Linked DNA regions of Mus musculus: region 2 is linked to region 1. A link is a contact called in ENCODE Hi-C or POLR2A ChIA-PET data. All regions are on one chromosome and are shown on one strand. Each heading gives the region's core, a stretch centred on a gene start or an enhancer-like site at or near the end of the contact. The rest is flanking DNA. Distances are from core to core; before and after follow the strand shown. Region 1 holds the start of Platr20 (pluripotency associated transcript 20). Region 2 holds the start of Clk4 (CDC like kinase 4).

What was found. Hi-C counts contacts between places; a loop is a spot of excess contacts on that map. ChIA-PET counts read pairs that join two places held with the same protein, here RNA polymerase II (POLR2A).
Region 2: POLR2A ChIA-PET joins it to region 1 with 34 read pairs in embryonic stem cell. The contact joins the promoter of Clk4 here to the promoter of Platr20 in region 1. A Hi-C loop is called at or near these places in 2 of 37 maps with a recorded cell type or tissue (both left cerebral cortex). POLR2A ChIA-PET finds 5 or more read pairs at or near these places in 4 of 5 experiments (Patski and embryonic stem cell).

What each region holds. Positions count from the first base shown.
Region 1 is chr11:51,215,860-51,222,530 of GRCm38, forward strand. It overlaps Platr20 (pluripotency associated transcript 20), which reads right to left and starts at 4,559. Exons shown (of 5, transcript NR_110444.1): 1 at 4,509-4,559; 2 at 3,599-3,694. Gm12569 (predicted gene 12569) reads left to right here and starts at 4,712. Exons shown (of 6, transcript NM_001378502.1): 1 at 4,712-4,783.
Region 2 is chr11:51,261,341-51,267,891 of GRCm38, forward strand. It overlaps Clk4 (CDC like kinase 4), which reads left to right and starts at 1,774. Exons shown (of 13, transcript NM_007714.6): 1 at 1,774-1,929; 2 at 5,831-5,991. The coding sequence starts at 5,831. BC049762 (cDNA sequence BC049762) reads right to left here and starts at 1,664. Exons shown (of 3, transcript NM_001382322.1): 1 at 1,293-1,664. The coding sequence starts at 1,317.

The DNA of each region.
Region 1 (6,671 bases), core at 3,309-5,808:
ACTGAGGCGGGTGGAGTTCCCATCCAGTCCACGAGTGCTTGACTGTTATGTGCAAAATCCAGTCCACGAGTGCTTGACTGTTATGTGCAAAATCCACGTCAGAAAATAGCTGTGAAACTCTCAACCTGAACTGTTAGCTAAATAACTGGTACACAGATGGAAGGAATGAGGAAGGGAGGGAAAGGAGGAAGGGAGTCAGACAAGGAGGGAAAAGGGGAAAGAAGGGAAAGGGACTGACAGGGAGAGCGGGGGAGGGAAGCAAGACTGGGTTAACGCTACCATTTTTTCTGCCTTCTAAAATAAGGAAGCCAAATAGACAAAAAGCTGCAGGATTCTTTTTTCAGTTCCAAATTTCTGAAATTATGGTATGTTTTGACTCCCCATTACTACTTTTTAGACATGCTTCGGGTCTCTCTCTCTCTCTCTCTCTCTCCCTCTCTCTCTCTCTCTCTCTCTCTCTCTCACACACACACACACACACACATACACACACCACTCCATCACATGCCTTTTGGTATCATTTTCATAACATTTTCAAATATATCTTCGTTAACACATGCATACCTTCAGTTCCTTTTATCTGCTGTATAATATTCCAATATGTAAACGTTACCATGACTACCTCAGTTACTTACCAACTGACTGACACTTTCCATTTCAGCTACAGTTATTCAGAAAATAAGGAAGACACTTTTACTTTTATTTTTTTAACTATGTGCATATAATTGTGTGGGGGTAGGTGTATATAAGTGTAGGGCCCACAAAGACCAAAAGATTCCTTGGAGCTGAAGTTGTCAATGGTTGTGAGCCACTTGACATGGATACTGGGAGATGAACTCAGGTCCTCTGCAAGAACTGCATTTCATGATTTTAATTCACTGGTAACTAATGAACTAGAACACACTTTCATCAGAATCATATACATACTTATGCAGATATATGATTTTATTTACTTCTGTGTATGTGTAAGAGAAAGGGGTGTTACTATATGGCCTATGTTGGTGGTACATGTATGTACCACCATACCTAGTTCATGGTTTGATTTTTAAAAATCCATATATCTTTCCAATTCCAGAAACTGTTAATTCCATTTTCTTTCTTTGCTTTCACTGAGGAATCCATTCCTGCTACAGATTTTCTTGCTCCATAGGCCTTTCTCAAAACTCGAAAGCCGCCATAATCTCATACCCAAGCTCTCTGTATGTATGACAGGGCCATGTGGATGATGCCACATTCTGCTGCCATCTCAAGCAATAGTCGGGCCCCTTGGACCACGGCTGCAGCACCCTCTGCGTGCCTGGGGAAAGCAAAGTAAAACCAAGCAGCCAACTAAACAAACAACACATTCTCCGTGAAGCCCACGTCCAGCAGGACACCTCCCCAGCTCTCCTTTCCAGTGTGACATCCTGGAGCCTTGGATGGATGACATCTTGCCACTTCCTGGATGCCCTGAGGGCCCTTTGCTATTGTCCCAGTGCGCTGTGTCTGTTTCATGTCACTGACCCTTAACAGGTCCTGTCACTTCGCCTGCATCGCACTTTTGCTCACATCTTGCTCACTCAGCACCTTTAACTGTGCATGATCCTGTTTCCTGGCCAAAATGTAGCTCTCTCAACTCCCATTCTGCCTGTTCGTTTACAATTCTCAATGTCAACCTGGTTAAAAGTAGTCTGCGGTAACCATGCTACAGCCTGAAGGCTACGTTGCCTTCGAAGTTCATCCAGCAGCTTCATGGCTTTTGAACTGGAAACCTCCATCAAAGTTTCAGGACACGTGCAGAATATACACAAGCCCTTTGTCATAATGCAACATGGCTTCTCTTCCCAGTTTATATAGAGTCTCCGTTCTCATGTGACGTCTCATTAGCACAGTGCTTACTGTCTAGATGACTACTGGAATTACAGTATTCTGCATCCTCACCAGAATGTCCCATTAAGACATTAATGATGGGGGACAAGGGGGTGACTCAGTGGTTAAGAGAACCAACTACTCTTCCAAAGGACCTGGGCTTAATATTCCAGCACCCACATAGTGGTTCACAACCATCTGTAACTCCAGCTCCAGGGGTCCTGACACCCTCATACAAATATACAGACAGGCAAAACAGCAATGCACAGAAAAAAAGTAATAAATATTAAATACATAAATAAATAAATTATATATAAAGAAAGACATTGATGACATTCTCAGGCTTCTCTAACATGAACCTTCAAACTCTTCCACATTCCTGCCACAAACCTAGAACCAATTTTCATCAAACTCCATGTGTCTTATCACCAGTTCAGTGTGCTAGTTACCTTAATGTGGCAATAAGCACAGTCCTGATATAGTGTAGGGGAAGAAAAGTTTATCTGTGTGTCTTAGTTAGGGTTTTATTGCTGTGAAGAGATACCATGACTGTGGCAATTCTTATAAAGGAAAATATTTAATTTGAGCTGGATTACAGTTCAGAGGTTTAATCCATAATCATTATGATGGGAAGGAAGCATGGTTGTACACAAGTAGACATGGTGCTGGAGAGGAGGCTGAGAGTTCTACATCTGGTTTCCCAGGCACAGGAAGAGAGAGACTGGGCCTGACTTGAGCATCTGAAACCCCAAAGCCCATGCCTGAGTGACACACTTGCTCTAAGGCCAGACCTACTCCAACAGGGCCACACCTCCCAATACTACCAACCCCTATGAGCCTATGGGGGCCATTTTCATTCAAACCACCACATGGGCTTAAGAGCCCATGTCCCTCTTCTGTCTATTAGCATGTTCTTTAAAGCATAGGTAGATCCTTTCATAACTGACTGACCTATAGCAATGTAAGATACACCTGTGACATGCTCTGTGTGATAATGTCTACAATATGGCTGTATTCTAATAGCTACATAGACAGTAGCATCATCAGCTTCAGTCTGTAAAGGCATTTCCAAGATGGCCACCATCTCTAATAAATGTGCACTCTCAGAATCATTTCTCTCAGAATTTAAGGCAAAAGCATATGGAAATCCTGAGTGTGCATCAATTGTATGATGCATTAACATATGTATATACTGTAATTCTTCAAACTCTACAAACTGAAACATATAATCTATAGTATGGCATCATTAAACAGATCTATATTCTTAACTCGGCATAAGTCTCTTTATCTAGAAATTTAATAGGCTGCCATTAAATTTGACTAGCTAGCTGAATGTCTGGAACAGGGCTAGAGTTACAAGGTGGCTCTAGGCTTTGGTCTGGCTACCTCTGAAGATCATTTATTTCGAATCGGAATTTCCCAATCTCTTTCCTATTACCTCCATTCCAGCCTTTAATTTTTCAGTCTTTCCTTCTCTAAGTCTGCTTTATTTTCATCTCTCTTAAACAGGATATCTAAAATTGCCATCATTACTGAAAGTGTAATTATTTGTATGCTGATGATCGTATCAAAATTATATGGAATCCAGATGCCCTGTGTTGTTGTGTTTTCCATTTCTTAACACAGAATTTTTTTCTTTTTCAATCTCTAACTCTCTCCTTCCCAAAGAGATTTTATTTTATTAATTTTTAAATTATTTTTTTCTTTTCTTTCTTTAGCACTGAAGCATAATTCCAAATATTTTTTTTACCTGTTCAAGGGCTTCTGTCTGGGCTTAGATAGGTATCTTCCGCGTGTTGTCTCTGTTGAGCTGTTCGGCGGCTTGCACCTCCCACTGAGGGTAACCCTGTTCCAGACATTCAGCTCCCAGTCAAGCCCGCTGTTGGCCCCGCCCCAGCCCTTAAGCCCACAAGGAATAGTTGGACCCCCTGTTCAGCTCAGTCTAACAGTTTACTGGAAGAGCCGAGGCTTCTGGGCTTTGGAGTGCAGGGACCTGATCTGTTCGCTTTGCCAGTAGCTCACAGAGTGTGTAGGATGGGGTGCCTGCCTGTCCTGGGCCCACATGTGTAAGCCCCCGGGGCTGCTTGCTCAGACCTCTGTTAGCACCAAGACTCTCACTGGAGTAGTGTGGGCTGACTTCAGCCTTTCCACTGTTGAAGCTATGAGCAGAGACGAAGCCTGCCACGCAACATAGTCAGATTGTGCGTGTGGCTGTGCCTTGGGGATGGGGTGGGTGGTGGCTGTGGTGTGCTAAGTGTGGCTAAGTATGTGCATGCACCCCGAGTGGCCTGGCTCCCAGGTGTCTGTCTAAAGCTGCTCTGACCTTCTCTGCCCCGAGGCTCTGATAGTGGATCTGGTTTTTCTGCTCAGTGAGGGCTTCTTAAAGAAGCACTCGGCCTCTGGCGGTCTCCTGCTTCTTCCCTGCTCTTTGGCTAGGAAGCCGCCTTCACCCAGGACTTTCCCCAGGCTCTAAGCTTGGATTTTCTTCCGCACATTGAGCACCAAACGCAACTGTGGGTCTTTCTCTATGTCCACCTCAGTTCCCAAATAATGGCATAAAGGCTCATATTTACTTACAATACTTTTGGTCTTAGCTTAGGCTTGCTCCTAACTAGCTCGTAACTCCATTAGCCCATTTATACTAAGTTCTGCCTAGTTACCTCCTCGGTTACATACGTCCAACTTTCTCCGCATCACAGTAGCAAATCTCCCGCCCGTCTCTCTTTCCCAGAGTTCCCCTCTCTGTCCGGAAGTCCCACCTTACTATTCTTAGTCTGCCTTTTGCTATAGGCCATAGGCTTTTTATTTTAACCAATCGGAAGGTGCCTTAGGCAGGCAAGGAAGGACAGAGACACATCTTCACACAGTGTACAAAACAACACTCCAACAAGACAGGGTGGTGCATGCCTTTAATCCGGGCACTCCTGTGACAGAGGTAGGTGAATCTCTGTGAGTTGCCCGCCAACTTGGTCTACATAGCGAGATCTAGGACAGCCAGGATTATGAGGTGAGACCCTGTCTCATCCCATATCTTAAATAAGCCAGCCCCGCCACAAAACCTCTGACCTACAATGTGTCCTGCTTGCAAGATGTGCTGGGGTAATGGCGGTACTGAATTTGTGAGAGTAGAAAGCAATGTCTGATTTAACTTGAGGCTTACCTACTCCGTGAGCGGGCGGGCGCCCTTGCCTGACACTTCTTGGAAGGCCAGAAAATGGAAACTGAATAGTCCAGAGATCTAGAGTAGAACCAAACACGACTAGTCTTTTTTTAAAAAATGATTCCTAATGATATTTTACTGTGATTAGAGATTAGTGACTTGTCCCGTTGTCATCAGAGAGGCTTCCTCCAGCAGTACATGGGAGCAAATGCAGAGATCCACAGTTAAGACTTTATGTGGAGAGAGTCTAAACTGGAGTCCGCCGGAGCTCCGGAAATTCCATGTAAGAGGTGGCGGAAAGACCTTGGGAGTCAGAGGGGCTAAAGGACACCAGGAGAATATGACCCACCAAATCAACTAAGCAGGACACATATGGTTTACAGAAACTAAAGCAAGCACCGGACCTACAGAAATCTGTATCCGGTCCTCTGCATATATGTTGTGGCGGTTAGCTTGTTGTTCTTGTGGAACTCCTAACTGTGGGAGTGGGTGTGTCTTTGACACTTTGGACTGCACTTAGGACAATTTATTTTTCCCCTCTTAGGTTGCCTTGTCTAGACTCGGTTGAGGGCTTTTTCTTTGTCCTATGGTATTTTCTTTTTGTGTGTACAATTGGTTGTGGTCTCTTGGAAGCCTGCTCTTTTAAGAAGGGATGTTGAGGGGGAGTGGATCCAGAGGGGAGGGGAGTGGGGTAGATGGTAGGCATGGTGGGAAGAGAAATGTTGGTGGGATATAGTGTATGAGAGAAGAATCTATTTTTAATGAAAAGAAGAAGAACCCAACTCGCGGGATTAGTTCCGTCCAGATCCTCATTCTCTTTATAATCCTGCTACTTAATGCCTTCGGCCCTTGGCTTCCCTCTCTCCCTTCCTCCTGCTCTTCCCTCTCCTCCACTGCTCTCCTGAGTTCCCCCTCTCTCCGGGCTCCACTCTCTGGTTCTCATCTCCTCTCTGTTTTTCTCCTAGCCAGATCTAGTCTGCTGAACATGCTCGATCTGCTCTATTCTCTCTGCTCTGGGCTCTCACAGGTGCCCCTGGCTGTTTTCTCTCTCTCATATTTACAACAAGAAAAATCCCTGGTTGAGCATACCATGAGCAGTCATGTCTTCAGTTTATCCAGAAACCATGAGCACAGTTAACAGAAATTCTCTGATCACAGAAGAGAGAGTGGAGATGAGATTGAATGGCTCTCCTGGCACTAAAGGTTGCCGTTCTAGAAATGGAGCCTCCACAACAGAAGACTAGCAGAGAGATGAAAAGTCAGCCCCCTAACCACCTTTCTAGGTGACCATCTCACCCTACGCAGGTCCCCTCCCTTTCAATAGTTATGGTTTCCTTGGAAGATCAAGAACAAGGCATAAAGAATGGAGTCCTATCCACTCATTTAGTATTGCATTTTATTCTGATGTGAGGCAGACATGGGCACCACAGGACAAGGGGTATCCACAGTTCTTCAGAGAGGATAACTGAGATTCTATTATCTTTGCTGATGATCTGGATTGTCCTCTGAGGTTGAAACTTTCTAGGGAAGCTGGGGTCTCCTCGGTCAGAGGCATGAACTAGCTATGACACTTATCTTGGAGAACTCCTGTTGAAATGATCCTCCAGGATTGTCACTGGTGATGGGGACAATTGAAGTTTCCCAGTCCTGAAGCTGGTGCACA
Region 2 (6,551 bases), core at 524-3,023, 43 kb after region 1:
GAATAGTGGGGAAGGAGAGAAGAGAGACCCATATAAGTAATTAAAGGAGCAGTGCAGGGCACTTCCTGTATTCCCTGAATGGTATGAATTCAGATGCTTCCTGCCCACTCCATATGCTCTGCAGAGTGCACTGGGAATTGGGATGCTTTCAACATTGTTTGACTGAATCTTTGTTACTCCTGTGCTGTTTGACTTTCTCTTCAGAAGTGTTAGGAACCCTGGAGGAAACTGGGATATTGTCCATCTTGGGCAGTATGGGATGCCTGAGAGATCCATTGTGACTCATTCATGGTGTGGCCTTTAATCAACTTTGCTAAATGTGAAGGGATTCATTGTTTCATAATGGGAGCTTCAGAGACAAATCACCATGAAACGAGCCTTTTCAAGACAGACCCTTTTGGTCTTGCCAAAAGATGGACTCAGAATACTTTTCTCTAACTGATTAAGAAAAAAGTAAGTTGTTTTTTACTTTGTTGCATGAATGGAGGCAGTAAGTATGACAATGAAACCGTAAGCTAGCAAAGTTTGAATGGTATTTTCAGGAGTTAAATTTGTCATTAAAGCAAGGAGCTAAGAATCACCTCTTAGAGTTGTCTAGATTACTAAGACTGTCTATAAAGTGATTGGCATAGAGTATTTAATTAATCTGGTTATGACAGCTCATATTTATGCTTCAAGCTCTTGGAGGAAGGAGATAAGAGATAGGACGACCAGAAGAAGTTCAACCCTACTGGGTTAGACAGTAATTATGGTGTTGGATTCTCAGCAGTTTTGTTTTTTGAGTTTTGATCTCATGTAGCTCAGACTGGCCTTGAACTTGCTATATGGCCCAGGATGACCTAGAATTCCTGATCCTCCTGTTTCTAAATCCTAAATGCTGGGATTACAGGCCTGCACCACAAAAGCCCAGTTCTCTGAAATTAAAAAAGGATATATATTAAGAATTTGTTATGTCGCCAGGCAGTGATAGTGCACGCCTTTAATCCCAGCACTTGGGAGGCAAGAGGCAGGTGAGTTTCTGAGTTCAAGGCCAGCCTGGTCTACCGAGTGAGTTCCAGGACAGCCAGGATTACACAGAGAAACCCTGTCTCGAAAAAAAAACCAAAAAGTCTGACCACAAATGCCCGTTTGTTGAGTAACTGTAGTAGAAAATCATGAGGCTGCCATGGTTGTAACCGGAAGAATACTGTCAGAAGTCTTAGGACAAACCTCCCCATTCCTTTCGATTTGCTGGCTGAGAAGGCGAGGAGGAAGAGAGAGAGGAAGGCAAAGAGAAAGAGAAGGGTAAGCACCTGCTACGCTTGTTTTTAGAGGCATATTCAGGTAAACTTCTCCAAATCCAGTTTAGAGCGGAAGCGCCAGGTGACAGCCATATCCTGGTCACTGAGCTGCCCTAGCTGGGAGCATTCGGGGACTCTGCGCTCTGGTGGCTCTACCTGGAGCTGAGGTTGAGGGGCGACTGGTAGATGGAGTGCGATGAGCTTCCCACTTTAAGCTGATGGGAAAAGGTCAGAGGTTGGCCCTACCCAGCGTGGCCACGCCCAGCAAAACTCTTCGAGAGCCCGACGCGCGCCGCAGACTTAAGGCGGGCTTCCAGGTTCACCTAAGAACAGAAAGAACCTCAGCCTGACAAGCGGACAGAACCTCGTCCTACCCGCGCCTCCAGCGCTGCGCAGCCGCAGTGTGGCTGATCAAGCCCCGCCGTCCCTGACGTCACAGACCCCTCGTCCCCTTGCACGATCTGTGGGCGGGCACGAGGCTTCGTGACGCATGCGCGCTGGCTCGGCGTAGGTGGCGCTGGAGCCACCTGAGGAGGTTGTAGGGTGACGGCGCGGACGCCATTTTGTCGGTGTCTGTCGCAGCGGCTGGAGAGGAACGACGGCGGTTTGGCGACATTTCTCGGCCAAAAGGCCGCTTGCTTTTGCGGAGGTGAGGTGGGCAGTGTCGCGCGGAGCCAGGTGTCTGAGGAGAGAGTGGGCTTTGGGCGTCAGCACCGGGAGGATGCGTCCGCGGGGCTGGCGGGGTGCCTCTCGGCCGGCGGCGACAACACCCGAGCTGCCGCGGTTTCGCCGCTCGAGTCAAGGCCCGCAGGCCCCGGGTTCGCCCGACGGTGCGGTCCGGCAGCTTGGGCCTCGCTCACCTCTTGTCAAGGCCTCGGCCGTCCATCGCAGGAACCAGCGGGGAGACCCTTGGCGGGACGCATCCCCGGTACTAGTGCCGTCCAGAGTCGAAGTCACCCCGACCCCCTACTCACCCCTGTCTGTGGCCTCGGCCGTTTGCATAACCGGAGCCTTTTCCAAAGTCCGCTATTCGCTCTGTTGTTCAGCTCTAAGGGCCCTGGCCAGCTGCCCGGAAGAGGTAGGGCAGGCGCTGCGGCGAGCCAGGCAGCGGCTGGAGTTCACCTCCAGCTTCGAGGATCACACTTGGGAAGGAAGGTTCGTCCTTCATGCCAGGCGGTCACCCCACCCCAAGCCCCCCCTAGATCTGGGTCGCCCCGATTGCCCAGGCATTATGTAGGCCAGGCAGGACTCGAACTCAGGAGATTCTCCTGCCTCTGCCTCCTGAGTGATGGGATTAGAGAGCTGAGTGATGGAATTAGAGAGCGAACATTGCATTTACATTGTGACAGCTCTGTTGCTCAAGTAGCCAACCCTCTAAACCAGTGGACCGATTGTCACCTGGTCTAATGTTAAAGCTGCAGATATTTGGCCTAATTTTGAACACGCACCCGAGGGCCTCTTGTACCCCCACTTAAATGGGAGACTGAAACTTCTAAAACGTGGTGGAGAATAATATTTCTAGTATGAGCGTATACATATGGGTTCCATTGTATCTTTTATTGAAAGGATACAGAGGATTGTAGCATGATTTTTAAGTGTTAGAGATAGTGTAATATTTTGAGGTAGCTTTTCTTTCCTGTGTATGAAAGCTCTCATGAGCTCAGAAATCTTTTACTTTGCCTCCTAAGTAAATATTTCTTTGTTGGTTGTTTGAAACAAGGTCTCGCTGTGCAGACCAGGCTGTCCTTGAAGTCTCTCAGAACTCCACCTGCCTCTGCCTCTAGGGTGGCACGTGTCACCACACCTGCCTAAAAACAAAGTATTTCCGAACTCGGCCAGAGATCAGAGGAGGGATGGGGAATGTTAGTCGGGGCCTATTGGGACAAGGACCCACTGATAGGTGGGTTTGCATATTAGTCACTTGAGAAGTTGAGATTTGTCCTGTGAGAGGTAAACTGGCTGTAGCGATGTGAAGTGGAGGGGGAGGGGGTAACTTGAAGCAAGCAACCAAGACTTGTGAAACCCTAATGGCCAGTCACAAGGATGAGTCATCAGAAGCTGTACACTGGGCTGCTGTGTTTTGAGAGTGCTTAGCCTGTAGCCCGGTGGCTTGGGATTCAGAATTTAATTCCCTCCCCTCACCCCCTCTAAAGAGAAAAAAAAAAAGCCTTAATCAAACTAAAACCTTAAATACAATTTTGATAATAGGAGGAATATGTCAGCAGAACTCCAGTGGAAATAGGAAGATGAGTGTTTCTCTAAAGCTTGAGTTTGGGCTTTTGTCTCCAGCAAGTTTGCAGTGTTGTCTGTTTTACTTCACCATATTAAAATGACTATATCGAAAGGAATGCTTGGCTTACTAACTTTTTTTTTAACCAAGGTACCTATCAAGAATTTAGGATTTGTGTGTGTGTGTGTGTGTGTGTGTGTGTGTGTGGTTTAATCCATGCTTTCTCATTTTTGACTGAGCAAGAGAAGCCACATTATCAGGAAGATGCCTGGCAGGCACAGAATTAGAAGAACGAATATGGTTTACTGAATATTTGGACAGGGGGTATGTAGGTCGGTGGTAGAGTCTCGCCTAGCAATTAGAAACCTCCTCTCCCCTCATTACGTCCTCAGTAATCAGGAAATAATAATAGTATCACACCCTGATGTTGTGATGCACACCCTTTCTGAGGAACACTTTGGAAGAGAACTGAAACTGCTTTCTTTGCAAGCCCGGTGTTTAATAGATTTGTTGGCTTATTTTTCAGCCATTTAGGCAAGCTCAAGGTGATCAACTAAATTGGTTTTGTTCCATTTGGGCCTTATTCAGCTTCTTTTTTCTTTTTTCCCTCCCAAACCATTAAACTCTGCTTAGCAGAGTTCAAAATTAAAGATTTAGCTATGGAACTGGAGACACTGCTCTTGTAATGGACCTTTAGGCTTTAGGGCATCCTATGCCCTCTTGTGGTATCCAGGGGCAACTGCACTCGTGTAGATCTTCCCCACCCTGCCCCACCCTACCCCATTCCCATTAAAAATAAATTTAATCTTTTTTTAAAAATTGACGTAGGGGAACAAAGTGGTTAAATGGGTAATGCTGCACACCTTTGATCTCTGAGACCCACATGATGAAAGGAGAGAATTAACACTGGTGTCCAACAGTCACAGATCTGTAAAAGGATAAATGTTAGATACTGAGCCTGGGAGAGATCCACAGGAGCTTGGAGATGAAGTTTGGGAATTGTTACCATTATCTGATGTCACTGGCCATGTCTCAGTTTAAGGATCGGACTAATTCTGGCATTTAGAGAAAGGAACTCTACAGAGTTTGAGGGGGGGGGAAATCTCATTAATGAAAGGCTCTTTACCTTTAAATCAATTACTTGCTTGCTTCTCTCACTTATGATTATTTGTATTAAACTTTGCCAGACTGAAGGATGTTTATGACACTGTTGGGATAGGCTATCGCTAACTATAGTTGTAGATGTTATTCTTATATTCAGATCTGGCCAGGAGATGGTGGTGCACACCTTTGATTTCCATCACTCTAGAGGCAGAGGAAGGTGGATCTTTGAGTTTGAGGCCAGCCTAGTTTACAGAGCTAGTGCCAGACCTATACCAAGAAACTTCCTGTCTCAAAGGAAAAAAAAAATCTGTGTGCATTCATGTCAGTCTTGATTTTTAACCAAATTGAGAGACCAGGAATGTAGCTCAGTTGGTAGAATTATTAACATTATAAGTGACCTAATTTTTAAAATCAGCATAAATAGAAGGAAACAAAAAATATTTTGTGTTAGGAGTGTACATATACATTCTGTCCCATGTGCAGGCCAGAGGTCAAAATGGGATATCTCCATGGGTCTCCACATTTTTCAGACAAGGACTTTCATTGAACCTGGAGCTTGCCAATTAAGCTAGACTGGGCTGGCCAGTGAATTTTAGGGATCCATATGCCCCGCCCCAGCCCTAGGTCTGGAGTTACAGGTCTGTGCTATGATGCCTGCCTTTTTATGTGGGTGTGAGTGATCTGAACTCAGGTCCTCATTGCTTGCATAGCAAGCACATTACTGAGTAATCTGTCCAGCCCTTGAGCAATTTTAATTGGCCCTTTTTAAAAAAATGTAAAAAATAGCCAGGTACATTGACAAATGCCCATTAATACCAGCACTTGGGTGGTAGAGGCAGGCAGATTTCTGAGTTTGAGGCCAGCCTTGTTTACAGAGTTGGTTCCAAGACAGTCAGGTCTAACTGAAAATCCTTTTCTCAAAAAACAAAAAATGAGTGTTTCTGAAGGCAAGCACTAAGTTGAGAATTTGTCCTTGTACTATGTAGCGAAAGAAAACCTATTAAAGTCTCCATGCTGTCAGTCATCTAGTACTAGAGTCAGTTCCATTCAGCATCATCTCACATAGGAGTGGTATTGTGTTCTAAGCTTTGGGAAGTGCTAAGAGCCTACGTGACCCTGTGTGTGAGGTATTCCTATTTAAGCAATGGTAATATATAGTTATACGACCATCTTTAGCTTCCCACTTACCCTCACTCCCCCCTCTTCTCGTTAACAGATGCGGCATTCCAAACGAACTCACTGTCCTGATTGGGATAGTAGAGAAAGCTGGGGCCATGAAAGCTACAGTGGAAGTCACAAACGCAAGAGAAGGTCTCACAGCAGTACTCAGGAGAACAGGCACTGTAAACCACATCATCAGTTTAAAGACTCGGATTGGTAAATGACTTGCATTTTAAGTTTCAGCAAGTTGTCATTTGCTTATATAGCTTTTATCAAATTTGGAATCAGACATATTTACTCCTGCAAAAAATAAAAAAGTTAACAATATCATAGGCTAGTTTCTATACTGCCTAGACTAAAGCTATGAATTTTATAGTTTGTTCTATGTCTGTCTGGGATTGATAGGAGACAGTAGCTCAGCAAGTGACTAAACTAAGGGCTCTGAGGATTTAGCTCAGTGTTAGAACACTTGTTACCCAATATATGTGAGGTCCCAAAAATCCTTAGAAACCCTTCCATCAAAAAGGGGGAAGGAAGTCAAAAGATTATATTCAAGAACATATACAAAGTTGAATAATAATGATACTCATAGGAAGATGGCATATATATTTGGGTGTGCAAGAAGTGTTTCCCAATTGAGATGTCATAGAAAGTGGTTAATCCCGATAAGAAAAGCTACCTGAAATGCTATCTGAGACCATTAAAGTGCTTTGAGGAATAGCCATTCATGTTACATCTTACAGATTATATTAATAGAACACCAATGGATATGTCTG